Linked DNA regions of Homo sapiens: region 2 is linked to region 1. A link is a loop called in an ENCODE intact Hi-C map of the cell type or tissue named here. Cell type or tissue: heart left ventricle. All regions are shown on one strand. Links, peaks and the distances in the headings refer to the core of each region. The heading gives the core; the rest is flanking DNA.

Region 1 (9,689 bases), core at 2,765-7,764:
GAGGTTCTCAAACTGCTTTGCAGACATCATGTAATTAATCCCTATAAAGCATCCTGAAGACAGTGGTATAATATTAAGTTAATATTTGTCGTGTATATAAAGGTTACACATTTTATACTTACTTACTATACTGATCTTGTGTTCTGTGAACTCTACAGCAGGCATAAGGTTTGCTGCCAAAAAAACCACGTTCTGATGATTGTGTTGTGAGGTCTGACAAGCAGGAGAGATGGAGAAAATGAGCTGCCGTATTTGGGGAAGTAAAGGGGAATTCATGCGTGGGCTGCTGGAAGTTTGTGAAAGTTTAATTTCTTTCTAGGGTTCATGAGGAGCTATTATAGGAATATGAGAAGGGGATATGGCAGGAGGATTTTAACACTCCTGCAAAACAATATGTATGGCTTATTTGAACGAGTGGAGGTAAATGAGGGAGTTGAAGACGGGAATGAGGCAGGCAGTACTATCAGGTCGTTAATGTTCATGTGCCAGGTCCCCTTTCTTTGTCCTCTTCTCCCTGCTGTGCCACGCAACTTCTCCTTGAGACACTTCTGCGTATTTATAACAATTACAACAAGACCAGATCTGTAGTTAGCTGTAGACATTCTAGTATGAATTTCAGCAGAGACAACCTCTGCCAAACATTTTGCCAGTTTAAACCTCATCTCTCACTTTGCAATGAAAGGATTAAATGAGTTAATATATGTACAGCTCTTAGACTAGCACCAGGCACATAGTAAAGGTTGGTCCAAGTCATGACTATTATTTGTGAAAATGTCAGACGTCATTGAGCAGGAGTGGCAGTATACTGGGTCTCCACAAACATTTATGCACTCTTGAAATCAGGCCTCATGGGTAGCCTTCAGCTCCATCTATGCATAAAACTGGTCCTGGCAGTGAACACAGCAAAGAAGCTGTCATCATGGCCCCAGCAGGTGGCTGGAGAATTGACAGAGCAAAGAGGGAGGGAGATCAAATCTGAGGAAGTTTTCTGGGGAAGCTGGCGGCAGGGTGCGGGGGATGATGACAAACTGGATAGAGAGAGAAAAAGGAGAGCAAAACTCTGGAGGAGACCCCGAGGTCCCAGCTTGGAGGGGTGGGCACTCGGCTACTGTGGAGCACCATGTCCAGGTTTGGAAAGGGAAAATGTTTACGTAGGCTCCAGCCAGGGCCCAGCCCAGCAGCCTGCCTGCAGGTTTACAGCTGAACATTCCCATCATGGCACTCTTCTCTGGAGTGGCCAACAGGAGGGAACGGCCAGGGACATTCTCGCCAGCCCAGAGGTTCTGGTGCTGCCCTTGAGTGTTTTCAGATTGGCAAGAGCTGTCTGGTGATTTTCCACTGGCCAAGTCACTCTTCCACGCTCATGGACCTAAAATTTAGCATTTGTCCTGGCTCCAAAACTCCTCTCATTGGCTCTGATAATCCTTTTCAAACAAGCTGAAGACTTAGCACCAAATCCACTTTCAAGTGTGAACAAGGCTTTGAGTAGTTCCAGATCCTAAGCCTGAAGTCTATTGTCTGTTTTTAGTTGATTTTACTTGAGGCACCTAAGTTAGCCTTGACTCAGCCTGAACAGAAAACACTCTTGAGCAAAGGCCCAATGTTATGGAATTCTGCCCTTGGCACTAAAGCTGAAGCCTTAATGGAGGCATTCAGCACGTCCTTAGATGCATTGATTCTGCCATGCGGTGGCCACCTATGCTTCAAGGCCACCCAAGAACATAATGGACAAGGTTTTCTCATGTGTATTATCTGCAGGAAGAATATTTTCTTTAAAAAATCTAATTAATTTTTAAACAAGAAGAGAGCTAGCTGCCTTGAACATTTGATTAAAAATGGTCATTTTAAAGATATTTTAAAAAATTAAGATTAGCCAGTCATGTGATAGATACCAATATTTGTGTCTATGATCCAATATTAGTCTCTATTCGAAGTGGGTGATGCAAAGTTGAATGTTAAGTTTTCCTAAAAGTTTATAAATTCTACCACTTTTTTATTTTTTTGCCTGGAAATGTATATGTTCTAGCTCAATAGTGGAAAAGAGAAAACTGGCCCTATGTGGAACTGACTGAAGTTTAATAAGTTGAGCAGTTTTCTGCCTCCTGGCAATCCTTCACTAGAATGGGAATTTCTTGAAGGTTATATTAGTGAGACATGTTCTGGGTGCAAGTGAAGAAAGTACAATTTCAACTAGCTTGAGCAAAAAGGGGTATTTATTGATTCCACTGGGAGCTGTAAGGGGATGGGCCGTCCCTATACTTTTCTGGCTCAGGGGTGCAAACAATACTTTCAAAATCAGGCTCTCTTATTCTCTCTGTGAAATCTTTTTTCTATATTGAATTTTTCCTAGGCAGTTTCTCTCCACATCTTGGCAAGGAGGGCTACCAGCCTTTTCTGCCTTCTATCACTCCTACTGCTTAATTAAGAGGCTGGGCTAGTTTTGTAGCTAAGGAAATGAGGAGAAATGATGAGACTAGGGAAGCAGGTTTGGGGGTGAGCAGGCAGCTTGAATATCTAGGGGCATAGGTAGAGAATGAGAGGAAGAGATTTGATTCAAGAAAGCCCAATCTGAGCCCTTTCCAGGACTGATACTGAGCTTAGATTTGATTGTCTATTATTAAAACCATTCCCTTCTATCAACGCTCTTAACCCCCTCATCCCTAAGGGGGCTACGCTAGAACATGATCCCAATATTTTGTCAAATGTTTTCTGGGTACATGACCATACCAAATAAAGACTATATTCAAGCTTTCCTGGCAAGTATGTGTGGCCTTGTACGTTCTGGTGTCTGGGATATGAGTGGAACTCCTGCCTATATTTTCTGGGTCATACCGTTAGGGAAGGGGCATGCTTCCTTTCTCTTTTCCCCATTCCACAGGCTGGATATGGACACAGTGATGCCCCATTTTGGGGATGCAGATGAGGGCAAAGTCTCCAGGATGGCCAAACAACAAGAGAGAAGGAGCCTGGGGCCTGGACTCCATGTAGCCCCACAGCAGACGAGAGTCCTGATGACTTCCCAGAGGAGAGCCACCTCCTAGCAGGCATGAGAGAGTGATAAATGTGAAAGAAAAATCATCTTTTGTCTTACTCAAGTCACTGCTACTTTAAGTTTCTAATTCATGCTCTGAGCCTATATCCCAACTAAAACAGTGAATCAAAAAGCTTTCACAGAAACATTTGGGCCAAGCAATCTAGAAAGTGCAACATTGAGAACTGGGCTGAAATCTAAGAGAATTTAGATTATCTCAAATAATTAGTTTTTTGGCATTCAGAAAAAAATAGCTTAAAAATAGAGAATGATAAAAATAATTAATTGCACAGTCTGAGAGAATGGCATTTACAATGCATTATGGAAATCAGTACTTACAACGTTTTTTAGCTGGAAGGAATGTGAAAGTTTACCTGGTATCATTACCTGGCCCAACCACCTAATTTTAGAGCAGGGTTTCTCAGCCTTGACACTATTGATATTTTGGGCTGGATAATTCTTCATTGTTAGGGCCTGCGCTGTGCATTATAAGATGAGTCGCAGCAACCCTGGCCTCCACCCACTAGATGCCAGTATTACCAACCCTCCAATCATGACAGTCAAAAACATCTCAACACACTGCTAAATGTCCCTGGGGTTGTGGGGGATTGGCTCCCAACTGAGAAGCACTGTTTTAGAGATCAGGAAATTGAGATCCAGCCAGCTTAGGAGTCAGATTCCTTCTCTATGCTGCTGTCTTCATGCAAGTTTTGAAAATGCTAGTCTTTTACAATACTGATCTAGAATTTAGGAAAACATTAGAAGGAAAATTCTTTAAAATAAAATTTAAAAGAGTGATAGCAATAGCTGATATTTATGAAAATCAAGTTTGCTTTGACATCGTCTTACTTAACCTTCACTTATAACTCTATGGACCAAGTTTCTCCCATTTTAAGTTGAGGAAATGGAGCATCGTCAAGGTCAAGTAGACTTACACAAGGTCATACAGCAAAGAACCAGTAGAACCTGCATTTAGACCTGGCCTTGAACCCACTCAGCACTTTAATATAAAGTGAATAATAAGCAAAGCATCTTTCCGTGTTGAATCAAATTACCAAGTCAACAAAGGCAAGTTGAATATATATATGTCTGGATAAGTTCAAATTTTCTTTAGCCAATTTATATATTCTCTCATTCAATAAACATTTATTGAATGCTGACTATATGCATAGCACTGAAGGATAATGAAAAGATAAAATAATTTCGATTTATTGCCAGATGCTGATACAAATTTTACATGCATGTATTCTTTGATTCCTTACATATACACTAGGATATTCGTTCTATTATTATGATCATGTTATAGATGAGGACATAGAGTCATCAGGTGTTGATGTAACTTGCTGAAAGTCATGCAGCTGAAAGCAGCATAACAAGGTGTCAGATCCAGGCAGTTTGACTCTGTTAGTTTTCTAGAGTTGCAACAACAAAAGACTACAAACTGGGTGGCTGTCAAGAAGAAATTTGTTGTCTTCCGGTTCTGGAGGCTAGAAGTCCAAAATCAAGGTGTCAGCAGAGACATGCTTCCTCTGAAACTTGCAGAGGAATCCTTTTATACCTCTTCCTAGCTTCTGGTGGTTTCTGGCAATCCTCAACATTCTTTAGCTTGTAGCTGCTTAACTCCAATCTTTTCCTTCATCATCATGTGACATTCTCCTTGTGTCCCTGTGTATTCACATGCTGGTCTTAAAAGAACACTAGTCATATTGGATTGGGGGCCACTTAACTCCAGTCTGACCTCATCTTAACTAATTACATCTGTAACCACCCTATTTCCAAACAGGGTCAAATTCTGAGGTACTGAGGGGTAGGAGTTAGGACTTCCAACACATCTTTTTTGGAAGAGACAATTCAACCCATGACAATTCTTAATTAGCACACCATTGTGCCTGTTTGTAAGTATGATGGAATCCTTGTCCCTAGGGAGCTCACAGAGGCACAGGAAATAAGGCATGTGAACAAATAATCGCAATAATACAAATGCTAGAGTCACTTCATTGGTGTCATAGGAGAGGTAAAAACAATGAGCTGTGGAAGTTTGGAGAAGGTGGAGAGATTTAACTGAGTCTGTGGAAGGAGGTGGTGATGGGTAGACCTTTTCCAGGAGGTGATGGGTAGGCCTTTTCCAAGATTCCGTTTCCAGAGAGTCACAGGAAACTTGAAGGGAGGTTTAAGGACACACAGAACTGCATTCATACAATGCATGGGGCTGGGAAAACTCAGGACTGGTTCCTAAAATAAGGAGCTACCCAATAGTACGTAGAGTCTACACATAATGATAGTAGGAGGTCAGAATATCATAACTTTTCAGGATCAGTACTTCATGACACCAACTAGAGTAGCTTTTTCCTTTAAGGAAGGCAACATATTGCACAAATGGAGTTACCAAAGCCAAGAGATGTTAAATGACCTGCCCTGTTAGCATAACTAGTTAATGAAGGAGAATGGTGAATTGGGGACACATTTTTTTTATCTCTCAATGAATCTGCCTGTTTTTTTCTCTATCATAAAGCTAGAACAATAGATTGGGGAGGCATCATGAGTGATTGAATGCCAGGCTAAGAGTCTAATTTAACTGAGTTACACAATGACAATGTTTGAACATGATGAAGTTGTCATCTCCAAAGACCCATGGGTAGACAAGGTGCTGTATGAAGAATGGGGCCAGGAAGAAAAGGGCAGGAGCTCACAGAGGCTCAGGATGGAGGTAATAGGGGCTCAAATTGCCATCAAGCATTGGGAGTGAACATGAGGAAGTAAAGAGAAGAGTCTTCAGATAGAAAACAGAAACCCTTGAATATTTGAATGTGAGGGTCAGGAGGTCAAGAAGACTTTGAGGTTTGGGGCCCTAGAGATAATGGCAGTGCCACCAACACAGATGGAGAATTCATGGGATTGTAAATGGTGATCAGCCATGCAGATTTGCCTGGACAGAGGCAAGGCAAATCAGAGGTGGAACTTTCAGTGCTAAAAGCCTGAAAGTCCCAGTCAAAAGTCCTGGGGTGAGTTGGTCTCCCTAGAGGAGAAGCTGGTTTTTGCTTTCATTTTATTTTTTATGGGGATAATTAATACTAGATTTAGACTTATAAAATCTAAAAATAGGACAGGAATCTTAATTTTTTTTTTTCAGCTCTAAACTTCTATGAACCTATGAATACAGCTAAGATCACCTTAACTGGCTGCATTTACAAAGTTGAAGAATGGTAGAATCAGCAATGAATGAGTTAGTTTTGGAGGTTAACATACTGGAAGGTTCCTGCCTTTAGTCAATTAATTCTTCAGATCTAAATCTCAGCCTGTGACTCAGGCCTCCCAATGTAAGCCTTACCTGCTCTTCAATTTGCTGTTTATTTCACAATGAGAAGTTTCTGTAAAATCACCATGTTTCTCTTGCTTGGATGTAAAAAGAATTGCAAGGCTTTGACAACACTTTTCCTCCTTTGTTGTGAGCAGATCCTTGATCTAAGAGTTGTTCATATCAAATCTGCCCTGAGGGTTTGTCTGCGGAATGTCTGCTAAATGAGTCACCAGCTCCTTATTCACATTCGGACTAGAAAGGTATGTTGGAAGAGCTCCTGATTTCCCAGGCTTTTCCTGAAACTTAGTTTAGATAGTAAGAAGTAATTTTTCATTGCAGTGCACATGAAATTAAGCATGCAATTGCCATTATTAATGGGTCTTGTGCATCTCATTTCTCCCCCTACACAGTTACATATACACATGCTGGAAGCTGAAGCTGTGTAGGTTGTTCTATGAGAATTATAAAATCTGTAATCTGTCTCTTGGGTTGCATGCACAATTCATTTTTTTATTGAAGGAAAACTGAGCCTTGGTCTCTGACATCTCAAAGGGCTTGCCCAAAAGAATTTCTTTCTGGTGTAAGTATTTGAGTCTTATGTTCTATCTTTTATAATATGACCATGTCACCAAAATATGCTAAAAAATGCCAATAGCACTTTCTTCTGTAATTTTGCATATTCAGCATTGACCACATTCTGTTCATCACCTCAACACATCAGGAATTAATATCCTCTGTTTATTTATAAATTACCATCTTTTCATGACAAAAAAGGTCTTCCATGGTGTTTTAGTTATGTGTCTCAGTGATGTGGGGAGATATCTCTTCTAGGGATGTAACAGTTTTGGTCTTTGATGCCTGAATTTTCCTAGAAAAAAATGTTTTAGCATTTTTTTCTCTTTTAAACTAGGAGTGGGAGTCATTAGTGCTCAGTAAATATTTCTGGTGACCTTGTCTGTTCTCACCTTATCTTTGTTGGCCCAGTTTGGGGCAGTTTACAACTTTAACAGAGGAAATCTGGATTAGTTAGAGTAGGCAAAAGACATGGAATAAAGAATAAAAGAATCAGGAGTTGCTGACTTTTAAAAGCAAGAAGGCACTGAAATTATCTAGCATTAAAAAAAAAAAAGAAGAAAAGAAAAAAATCAATGACCAGGCATGATGGTGCCACCTGTGACTTAGAAAGGGGGCTTACTTATATCCCTTTGAGCACTTTTGTGGGGTTTTCTTGGCAAAATTGATAGTGGATAGAAGCCTACAGGTGAAAGCCATTACTTAAACCATGAACTTCAGCAATTCTTCCAGCTTAATCATCTGGGCAGGCTTAGCTACCAGATCTTTTTGATGGGAGCACATCCACCCCCAGAAGGCCAACACCGTTGCTCAATTAATGTTGCTCACAGCAAAATTCTTTTGTTTTATTTTCTATGTGTCCCAACCTGACAATAAGTATGACTAGCATAGGCTCAGTAAATAGAAAAACGATGGCAAACTGAAGCAGACATTTCTTTCTAACCCAAAGAGACTATAAAAACTCTTGAGATGTTTGGTTGTCACTATTTTTCCTCCTAAAAAAGATTTTTTCCTATGGTCCCAGTTTCTTTTTGTTAAGAATTTAAACTTTGAAATATGCTCGACCGTGGAGTAAAATCCCCTGAACGAGTCTCTCCAGCTGCTATCGATGATTTTGCAGCCATTCAGAGACGTCTCCTCCAGTCTTGAAAAACTGCCTAATTTGGGGTTGGGTCTTACGTGCCACCCCATTTTGTATTTTCAGTGTCACTTTTAACAGGCTTGAAGACCATGACATAGAACCGCAAACTGAGTGCTCAACATAATGCTGGTACTCTCTACGCACATAGTCTTTATCTTTTGTGGCATCAGGTACGTCTGCACAGCTGCCCAAGATGAGCAGGCAAGAGGCTAAACTAAGCGAGAGCTAATCCACCTGTCACACTGTTGCTGCAACTCTTCCAGCGTGTTTACAACACCGTGGTCACTTTGAAAGCCCTCAATACAGAAAGCCATTTGTTTCTTATAAATGCATGTTTAGATGTAGAAGAAAGTAGCACCTCTCTAAAAAAAAATCACCCAGCAGAATACCCTGTGTAGTCCTACCATGTAGGCAGACAGCTGCAGAAAAACAGAATATTTAAAATAAGGTAACAAAACAACAGTGCCCTGGGGACGTTCGCTCCTCCTTAAGTATGTAAAACAAAGCATCTTAAAGGCTTAGTTTTATAGACATAGAGTGTTATTGAATTCCCAAGGACACTGTTCTATGCATCGGATGTGGCATGGGTATATATTTTTTTCTTTGCGAACTTTCTTTATTGAAGGTTTGTGCGACGGTTCAGCGGAAATTATGCGGCATCTTGCCTCAAAGAGAGCTGCATTAATGTGCCAATGCCCTTTATTTAATGCACTTTAAAATTCTGACGCGCCTTTTAAAAAGTATGAGTTGTGTTGGGAAAGTCTAATCACCGTTCTGCATGAACGGAAATGTGCTATTTTTGTAAGGGTAGTGCTGGAGTCGGGTTTTAGCATAAGGGTGTCTCTATAGTACAGATGTCCGGAGACACTGGTTCGTTTTGATGCCCAAATCAACCAGCTAGAAATGTTACTTCTGCCGAAATTAGTCAGAGGAACTTCAGCTAATCATCATTTAAGCAATTTGGGACTGAAAACTCCTAAGACTGGAGGGAATATTTAGAATTAATTCCTCAGAAACTCAATCTTGAGGGCAAACTTTCTTTGCACTCTGAAGCATGCATCTACGCCGCAAGATTATACTGTGTGCTTGTAATGACTTCATACAGATTTTTTAGAAGTCTCTTGGGATACTGTAGTCTTGCTTTGCTAATCGAATCCATTTTCCTTTCGTTTCTATCACGCACCCATCCTTCTCTCTTTGGATCTCTTCTCATTCCAAACAGTGTGTCCTTTTAAAAAGTGTTTCATTAAGGTTGAAGTTCCAAGGACATCACTTTCTCTCTTTGAATAAAATGTGCCTTCTTTTTTGAATGCAAGCTGCCTGTGCCCTGACTGTATAATCAAAACAACGGGAAATACACCCAGTGCACGCAGGCAAAATTGGTGTGTGAGTGAGTCTCTTGGAAATATCTAGTAACAGGTGCAGTCAGATAGGCTGGCAAAACGGTCTGTTTTTATAACAATTACTAATAAGAAAATAAACGTTAGGTATGCATTATTAAAATATCTTGTGATTTTTTTCTACTGAAAAAATAAAAAAATGTAGTTACCAATTCCATAGCATTCAAACCCATAATAAAAAACATCTGACTCCATCTTTCCCAGTTTAAGCACTCCTCTGTTTATTTTAATGAAATTTGCATATAG
Region 2 (9,689 bases), core at 2,701-7,700, 60 kb before region 1:
GAACCCAGATCAGTGCAGCGCACTGGAGTATCAGCTTTGTTTGTGATCTATCAGTTTTTTCTTTTTCTTGCCACTGTCCACATGTGATCACCTCTGTCTTTAAAATGAAACTGCTGAGTGATTTGCCAAGGTTGCATGAAAAGGCAGATTGTAAAGCTAAGATTAGAATAGAGGTCTTCAGGCTCCAGGAGTTTGTTTCTGTAGACCAGTGATCATCAACAGATAGGAGACACAACTTCTCCACCTCTCTGCCCCAACTCGGATAGAATGTCATAATCTAGGGGAAGAGAGTGTAGTTTCGAAAAACACTTAAAGAAAAAATCCTTCTAAGTACCTACTGTTTTCACAACCAAGCCACCCAAAGTTTTCTGTTCAAAATCTTCTTGGTTAGGGGACAAGCAAATGTTGAACGTGGTACTAGTGACCATGTGGCTGCCACAGGGACCATGGCTTCAGAGACACAAAGGAAAGTGAAGACTGAGAAATATCCCCTGGATTTGCCAGATAGGAAGCATTTGGTAATCTTTAAGAGCCTAGTTTCAGTACTGCAGTGAAAATGGAAGCCAGGTTGCAGGAATTAAGAAAAGAATAGATGAGGAAAAGTGCAGGCTTGCATGAAACAGAGAAGTAAAAGTATGGAAAGAAATTGAATTAGAACGTTTGGCAGGATCAAGGCTTTGTCTCCTGGCCGACTGGGTGGGGAGTCCCCACCCCCAGTTCCTCCATCTCTCTCATTTTGTGCACTGTTACTTAGCAGTTTACATAAAAAGGCAGAGGGGTTATATCTCCATACATTGATATATTTAATATATTAATAGATTTTTTTTTCTATCCTTGAGGTAATTGCATTTCTTTACTTGTTTCCTGAGGACATCCTCCTGATCTCTGCAACCCTCCCTTTTCCCTATCCCAGGACTAGACAGCTAGACAGTGAGTCACCCAGAACAAAGGCTAAAAATATTTGAAAATCCTCTGGTCTTAGTGTAAATCAGAAAGATTTGAATGCATACTTGTTGAGTGAGTTTTGCTGCCTTTAGAGACTAATCTAGTTCAGAGTTTTAATTATATATCCCCAGGGGCAGGGTAAGAGGAGGGGGAGAATGCACTATAGAAATAGAGAGCAGGAGGTGAAGGAACTACAGATCTCTACCAGGGAAGGCACTCTCTGTCCCCAACCCTGGTGAAGTGCATGGAAGCCCACTTAGCACCCAGCTGCCCTTCTCACTGACCATGAGTAAGAGCCATCTTTGAGCAGCATTTAATATGGCACTCTAGAGCTAGGTTTGTGTATTCCCGAGACCCTGCCCAGGCCTCATCTATCTTACAACAACCCTAGGTGTGGGGCTTAAGGTGGTGATAACAAAAAAAAAAAAAGAGGAAGCCCCTGCTTCTCTCCAAAGAGGCATTAGCTGGAGCTAGACTGAACTCTTCCACAGGACAAGGAAAGTGGTAGAAGACACTATCCTGTTATGTATGTCTTCATGAGTAGAAGTGGGTCTTTCTCATTGTACTGGGCTATTCTTGAAGGCAAAAATAATATCTTTTTACCTTTGCATACTCAACAGCTGGATAGTACTTGGCATAGAGCTTAATTAATGTTTATTGGATGACTAAATGAGCAAATGGCTGATTGACAAATACATGAAAGTGAAAATATTTAGAGGTAGGAGGAAGTAGCCAAAGAGAGAGACAGAGGAGAGGTAAAAGATGTTAGTAGAAGGAAGAATGATCGTTTAAACTGAGCCGAGCAATGATCGGGGCAGAAGAGGTTGAAGAATAGATCCAAGTTCGTTCAGAGCTTGGAAAAAGGGATGAAATGAAATAAGGTTAGTAGTCTCTGATATGTTGAAATGAAAAAAAAAAGCCATATTCTTAATTGCCTTAGTTAAATTTAGTTAACACTAAATTTATCTTCTTTATAGTTCTATTTCTGACCATAATACATGCCTTATACAGTTGACAGGTAAGAAATAGTCAAGATGGTCGTAGCCTCCATAAAAGATAAAGGCACAGGGCTATAATTTAAGTCTTTTGGTATTCATATATAGAGAAGCATGTCACCACCACCATTAGATAACTCTCTTTATGATCTAAAGACAGAATTCTGCTGTAAGAGTATGTTCCAAGTGCCAGATAGAATGTGTGCTCTTCTACTTTTGAGAGTGGTTTCATGTTTACTCATTCACTAATTTTTCACTCTGGGCCCTGTATTCACTCATTTAGAGGCACCAATTCAGCTCCTCTTCTGTGGAGAGACTACATGGGTGCTGAAGAAACAAAGACACAACGCAGCTCCTCTCAAAGGAGTTCAGAGCTTAGCAGGGGAGACAGAACCATGAATGCATAGTTACGCATCAATGTGCTGCACGAGCACTGAAGCCCAAGCACAAGCGGCCTGAGTCCCAGTGAGTCTAACCCCTCCCCATCCTGCCCTCCCACACCACAACCCAATCCATCCTATTGACTGCCTGCTTTATCCCCCATGCTGCTCTCAGCCTGGACACTGTATCCAGAATCCTGGGCTCTAGCAAAGACTGGAGCTCTGAAGCTCTCCTTGGTTCTCCCAGTCTCTCTCCCAGGAGCTTAGATCTTGACTCCTCCCTGGTGAATACAGCTAGACCCTGTGCTCTGAATTTTGCTCTACTCCAATGCCACTTTGTTCCACTTGTTGTTCAATCCTAGTTTGATCTAGACAAGACCTTTGGACACTAGCTTTGGACTGCCTGACTACTCTTGCTGGAGGCTGTTCTTAGCATTTCTCTCAGATCTTGTCCTCTGTTCTCATTGAAGCTCTCTGCTCCTTCATGCAATGTCTTGCTTTGAGGTCTCCCAGCTTGTCTCAGGTTAAAGTCTGTCCAATATAGCTTTGCCCCTTAGGCCTACACTGTCATGATCCTTGCGGATACCTCTTTTGGCAGGGAAACTTCCTTAGATCTCTCCAGAAGGGAGGAGCAAGATTTTGCTTCTGTCAGGGATAGCCCATATACTGAGGCCTTGTGGGCCTACAAATGCAGTCATTAGCATAATTCTTCTTTTTTTTTCCTTTTGAGACAGGGTCTTACTCTGTCTCCCAGATTGGAGTGCAGTGGTGCAATCTTGGCTCATTGCAACCTCTGCCTCCTGGGCTCAAACATTCCTCCCACCTCAGCCCCCTGAGTAGCTGGGACTACAGACATGAGCCACCACACCCAGCTAATTTTTGTACTTTTTTATAGAGATGGGGTCTTGCTACATTGCCTAAGCTGGTCTTGAACTCCTGGACTCAAGCAATCCTCCTGTCTTGACCTCCCAAACTGTTAGGATTACAGGCGTGAGCCACTGTGCATGGCCCATTCACAGATTACATTATAAGAAGCAGAAGAAGACTAGTGAGATATGAAGTGACGTGTAACTCACTCACTAACTCTACCATGTGGAAGTCAAATGCTTTGTGTTCACTTCAAGGGAAAGTATAAAATTGTGGATTAAATAACTTAATGAAATATATATGTATATGCCTGTGTGTGTGTGGGTTTGTGTGTATGCATATATTAGTGGGAAAGATGGAAATGAAAATCAGTATTTCTTAGTCTCTTACTTTAATTGTTAGGTCATGCCAATAAATTTCAACATATACTTTTTTGGTGTGATAGGGTTATTTAATTTAGAATATGACAACGTTTAAGAAAAAATGTTCTTTCTGTAATATTACCCCTTGATTTACTGAAGCTTTAGGATTACTTTTGTTAAACTCATTTGCCAATATGCCTCTCAATGTTGTATTTCTCTGCAAGAATAACAGCTTAAAACATAAAAAGACACCACAAAAAAGAAGAAAGATGATCTTTCAAACCATTTTTTTAAATTTTTATTTATTTATTTATTTATTTATTTTGAGACGGAGTCTCACTCTATAGCCCAGGCTTGAGTGTGGTGGTGTGATTTCGGCTCACTACAGTCTCTGCCTCTCGGGCTCAAGTGATCTTCCTGCCTCAGCCTCCCAAGTAACTGGGAATACAGGCATGGCCCACCAGTCCCAGATAATTTTTGTATTTTTGCATTATTATTATTTTTTAATAGAGATGGGGTTTCACCACATTGGCTGGGCTGGTCTCAAACTCCTGACCTCAAGTGATCTGCCCGCCTAGGCCTCCCAAAGTGCTGGGATTACAGGCTTGTGCCACCGTGCCTGGCCCCAAACCATTTATTTTGGAGGCAAGTGTGCTATTTCAAAATCAGAGTACTTAGTTTCAAGCCTTCAATTCTGTTAAAAGATAAATAAATAAATATATATATTTTTAAAGTAAGCAAAAATAACTTCTTTATTGTAAACACAGTATTACTGAAAATTCAAATAATTTTTGAGCTGATGGAAAAATAATTGTGAATCATCAGTTTGTCAGATGTCAACATCAGCTCAAACAAATTTGGACTGACTTCTTAACAGGTTTCTGATAGCTGAAGTAGTGGAAGTCCAGAAGGCAGATAGGGAGGAACAAGTGTAGATAGATGACCGGTTTGGAATAAATGGCATCTTGCTGCTGAAACAAGCTTCACACGTTAACCAGCAACCGTGAGGTTCCTGACTTTCCTGATCCCCAGGAGATGCTTACGCTAGGGATAAATTTCTATGTTGAAGCATTTGACAAGCTTTAGTTCCTGATGTCTCACACTCAAGCCTTACTTTATAGTCACATCTGTTAGTTTAAAGCATTTTTAGTTTATTGAAGAAGGCTTCACAAAGAAAAAACAGATGATGAAAATCTCATCTGTCAAAACTGTTATTAAAACCAGTAACAGTGTGAAATTTTGTTTAAATTGAAAGCATCATTTATTTTTATCAAACATTTTATAAACAATCACATTTGAGAAAGATTTGGGGGACCTGGAGAGCCCTCAACAAAATGCAGCTCATTATGTTGCTTTGTTTAATGTGTAGCTTTGAGATGGCTGGGGCTGCCTCCCTTTATCTTAGTGTGAGCCCGGAAGGGTGAGGAAATTACCAAGGAGCAGGGGCTCGCCCACCTTGATGAGGGAGAGTGAGCAGGGAAGAGGAGTAGCCCTTAAATGGAGGCTGAAAAGCAATATTGTGTTGGCAGACAACAGGAACACCTGACTGGCCCTTTTCTGATGGATTAGGTAGAGTGACATGGCCTGAACCTTGAAGCCCCTGAAAGAGTTTAGGAAAAATAATGAAAAAGAAAAAAGAAGAAAATTCATGGAAAGATTGAGTAAGGCTTCGTTTCTTTTCCTCTCTGGGTAGACAGCTGACTTCGTGCTCAGATCTGCTACTGATATCAAAGGGTGTTTCACGGCCAGAAAGAGTAAATGACACCCTTAAAAAAGAAAACAAGATGAACATCAAATCCATTTAGTCGAATCTTCATTCAATCCAGATGTTTGGCAATGTAGAGACAAAACATCCGCCACTTTGCTATTGTGTAGACTTGGCCTTAGAATATACAAAAGATCCAGTTTCACATTCTTAACTGGGCTCATAGTTCTTTGGCTGTTTGGTATTAGCAGCTTGGAAAGAGAAAACACGTCTAAGGAAAGTAGAACAGTGTAAATCTGAATGATTTGTCCAAGCAGTGACCTTTCCTTCCTTTTTCCAGGTGATGCTGTACTTAATTTTGTCACACTTGGAGATCATCCCCTGGGGGCCAGCAAAAGTTTCCCCATGGGGTATGGGGTACTGGAATGGGGGCACACAGGGTGTTAAAAGGCTTTCCAGATCCTCAAGTTCCCATTCACACTCTTTCCTAAGGCTGCCTGGTCTAAGAATGGGTCTAGTTCTTCCATATCTGCCCTTTCTCAAGCCCTCCTTCTTCCACCTCTAAAACAAAACAAAACCAAAACCAAAACCTTCTCTCTGGATCCCACTGGGAAGTGTTCCCCCAACGTGTGCAGAATCTTCAGCACAACCAAAAAAGGGACTTGAGAATCTTTGAAGCCTACTAAAATCAAGACCTCAGTCTGTGCCTTATCTGCCTGTATTGCACAATTTCAAAGAGAAGAAGGTGAAAATTATATATTTACTTCCCAAATACCAATATTGTGTTTTCTAGAAAAAGGATCACATATTAGTGTTAAGTTTGTATTTATATTTTGTGAACATTTATTCAGGGCCGCAGAAAAAACATTTTCATTAGCTTTTGCAAGATTATTGTGTACTTTAAGCCTCTATTTTATTTTTACTATAAGCACAAATATCCTGGTCTCTACTAGCCTCTTTTCTGCTCACTTATTTATTTAACTTTTGCCATATACTTATAACAGAAATGTCTTGTTGGTTCTACTCCTTAAAAATCCATTTAACAACACTAATTAATGTACTTTTTGTAAGTTCTGAACTTCCTGTGGCCCAACCCTTTTTCAGAATTGCTGTTGATTTACTCTGAACCCTGCATCGCTCTAGCTATAAGCTATATTTATCCATGGAAACAGAAACTAATTGGGAGAAAAATCATTATTTTTTTCATTAAAAGATGCATTTCCAATAAAAATTTATTACATTCAATCATGTTTAAATCAAAAGTTACATTTATGTTTGATAAATTGTGGATTCACAGCCATAATAATTCAGAAAAAATTTTGATAGTATTCGGCATATCGTTCATTTTTATTTCAAGAAGTCACATGAAGTAAAAACAAGGTAAACTTTCCCATTTGTATACATATTTTTGTTGCATAGAAAATTGTTTACTGAAAAGTTGAGCAAAAGACTTTCAAGCATATATTTGTTAAGAAAAAAATTCATGAGAAAAATGGAATGGAAATATAAGATCAAGGGGAAAATGATACAAATTTTCCATTAAAGAAGTGTTTGTCCATGTATTTTATAAATGTATGATGATGGTTATGGAATTCTGCTGTGTATCAATTAGAGTCCTGGTGGAGATCAGGTGACACATTTCAGTTAGAGAAACTGAACTGAGTTTACTAAAAGAAAACTTACAAAGTGAAATCTAATTGGGAGTGATGGGGGAGGGACAGCAAAGTCCTGAAGGTGTCACGGGAGGGAACTGCCTCCAGTTCCTGGAGAACATGGCTGTAGCTGAGGAGAGAGCTGCATTGTAGTAGCTGTGGCTTTTGGTAGACCAAGGGGGCAAATCTGTATTCTAGAAAGAAGGAAATCTGGGGTATCTGACCAAAGTTTCCACATATCCTCTCGTCTCCAGCTAGCGCCCCCCATTGGTGAAACCCAACCCCTGAGAAGTGGTGATAAACCTCAGGCTTCTACTTCCCACTCCCCAGCTTCACCTCTCGCTTCCAAGCTAGTTCTGTTGAGGTAGAAAGGGAAAATGATGTCATGATGTGACCATGCAGAGCTAGCTTGACTCCTCACAACTCTCTTCTGGGTTTTCTGATTGCCCACAGAGTTGTGTGGAAGAACAGGTGCACTTTTCCAGTATGCCTGAGAAGGACAAGAAAATTAGCTGAGCAAAGACTAGGTCTTGGGACAAAAACTGCATGCATTGATAGAATGCAGAAATTCCAACATCTGAAGCCCGGACATTCCCACCCTGAAATCCTGGCTCAATGTTGTCTCCCCTAGAACTCAAACTTCACTCTGGAGAGGAAAAGCAGAGGACAAACCTTAATGTGACTAAGAAAACCCTAAATTGGCTAAAATGACCAGATTTAAGTTTCTAGTATTACACAGAATAGGGATTCAAATTAGATATTTCTCATCCTTCAAGATGCATCCTTCAGGACTTCCATGAATTCTTCCCTGTCTTCATCATTTTCTGTCTCCATACTTCTGTTCCAACTGTTCAGTGATTATTAAATTAAAAGTGTTTGTGTGCTTGGATTTCCCTCTTAACAGGGTAGATGCTGTGTCTTATATTAGCTGAGGAGAGAGCTGCTTTGTGGTAGCTGTTCATGGGATGGAACTGTGTTCTAGAAAGAAGGAAATCTGGAGAATGAATACCCTGACCCCAGTCTCCACTTGTTCTCTGCTCTATGTGCCTACTGCTTAGTGCAATGCCTGTCATGTAGTAGGTTTTCATATTTTAAAAAATTAGGTCAGAACTCATGTTCAGTAGGTACTCATGTTAGTGTTCCTTTTTTAATCTGTGGTAATGTTACTGTTCTGAAGCCTACTTTGCCTGATATTAATATAGCTATTCCAACTTTCTTATGATTCATATTTGCACGGTGTATTTTTTTCTGTGTTGTTACTTTTAATTATCTGGGCCTTTATACTTGAAGTGAGTTTCTTGTAGACAATGTATAGTTAGGTCTTGATTTTTCACTCATTTCAGTGATTTATGATTTTTAACTGAGAGGTTAGACTATTTATTTTTTAATATGATTGTTATGGTTAGGTTAAAATCTATTATCCTTGCTCCATCTGTTTTTTAAAAGACTCCTTTTCCCCCCTCTCTACCTGTCTTATTTTACTTATTTTTTAATGTTCCATTTTATTTCCACTACTAGCTTACTAGCTACACGTAGCAGTTGCTTTAGGGTTTACAAAACACATCTTTCACACATCACTGTCTATCTCCAAATCATATTATACTATTTCACATATAATGTAACAGTCTTACACCAGTATACTTTGATCTCTCAATCCCATCCTTTCTTCTATTATTATGCATTTTATATCTTCATATTTTATAAACCGCATAGTCAGTTGTTGTTTCTGCCTTAAACAGTCAATTATTTTTTAAAGAAAAAATTTAAAAACAGGAAAAATTTAGTCATTTTTATTTCTCCACAAATTTATCATTTTAACTGCTCTCCATTCATTTTAGTAAAGTCAGTTTCCATCTGGTATCATCTGCCTGAAGAATCTCCTTTAATTTTTTTTGTATTGAAAGTCTGCTGGTAAAATATTCTGTTTTTATTTTTCTTAAGGTCTTTATTTCACCATTATTTCTGAAACATATTGTACTGTGTATAACGTTCTAAGTGGACAGCTGTTTTTGTCAGTTTCTAAAATATTTTCTTTTAAGAAATCTGCTGATAGCTTTATCTTTTGTTAACTTTTTATTTTTTATTTTTTAATTTTCTTTATTATACTTTAAGTTCTAGGGTACATGTGCACAACGTGCAGGTTTGTTACATATGTATACATGTGCCATGCTGGTGTGCTGCACCCATTAACTCGTCATTTACATTAGGTGTATCTCCTAATGCTATCCCCCCCACCCACCCCACAACAGGCCCCGGTGTATGATGTTCCCCTTCCTGTGTCCAAGTGTTCTCACTGTTCAATTCCCACCTATGAGTGAGAACATGCAGTGTTTGGTTTTCTGTCCTTGCGATAGTTTGCTAAGAATGATGGTTTCCAGCTTCATCCATGTCTCTACAAAGGACATGAACTTATCATTTTTTATGGCTGCATAGTATTTCATGGTGTATATGTGCCACATTTTCTTAATCCAGTCTATCATTGTTGGATATTTGGGTTGGTTCCAAGTCTTTGCTATTGTGAGTAGTGCCGCAATAAACATACGTGTGCATGTGTCTTTATAGCAACATGATTTATAGTCCTTTGGGTATATACCCAGTAATGGGATGGCTGGGTCAAATGGTATTTCTAGTTCTAGATCCCTGAGGAATCGCCACACTGTCTTCCACAATGGTTGAACTAGTTTGCAGTCCCACCAACAGTGTAAAATTGTTCCTATTTCTCCACATCCTCTCCAGCACCTGTTGTTTCCTGACTTTTTAATGATCGCCAATCTAACTGGTGT

What was found. A loop is a pair of places that touch in the nucleus more often than their neighbours do. Peaks named below come from ENCODE experiments on the same cell type or tissue, not always from the same donor. Only the 100,000 strongest peaks of a DNase experiment are listed, where the experiment ranks them.
Region 2: a loop joins it to region 1, with 7 times the contacts of the local background. A loop is called at or near these places in 14 of 110 quality-filtered maps.

Annotation. Positions count from the first base shown.
Region 1 is chr18:55,849,911-55,859,599 of GRCh38, forward strand. LOC107985183 (a long non-coding RNA gene) reads right to left here. Exons shown (of 3, transcript XR_001753452.2): 3 at 2,963-3,037. Among named protein-coding and RNA genes, the nearest start is that of LINC01416, 65 kb to the right of the region's middle. RefSeq lists enhancers at 661-1,161, 8,178-8,677. In heart left ventricle, for the core only: no CTCF peak of the experiment used is centred there; no DNase peak of the experiment used is centred there.
Region 2 is chr18:55,789,494-55,799,182 of GRCh38, forward strand. LOC105372130 (a long non-coding RNA gene) reads left to right here. Exons shown (of 9, transcript XR_007066382.1): 6 at 2,224-2,405. Among named protein-coding and RNA genes, the nearest start is that of LINC01415, 13 kb to the left of the region's middle. In heart left ventricle, for the core only: no CTCF peak of the experiment used is centred there; no DNase peak of the experiment used is centred there; H3K4me3 peaks cover 858 bases; H3K27ac peaks cover 1,342 bases.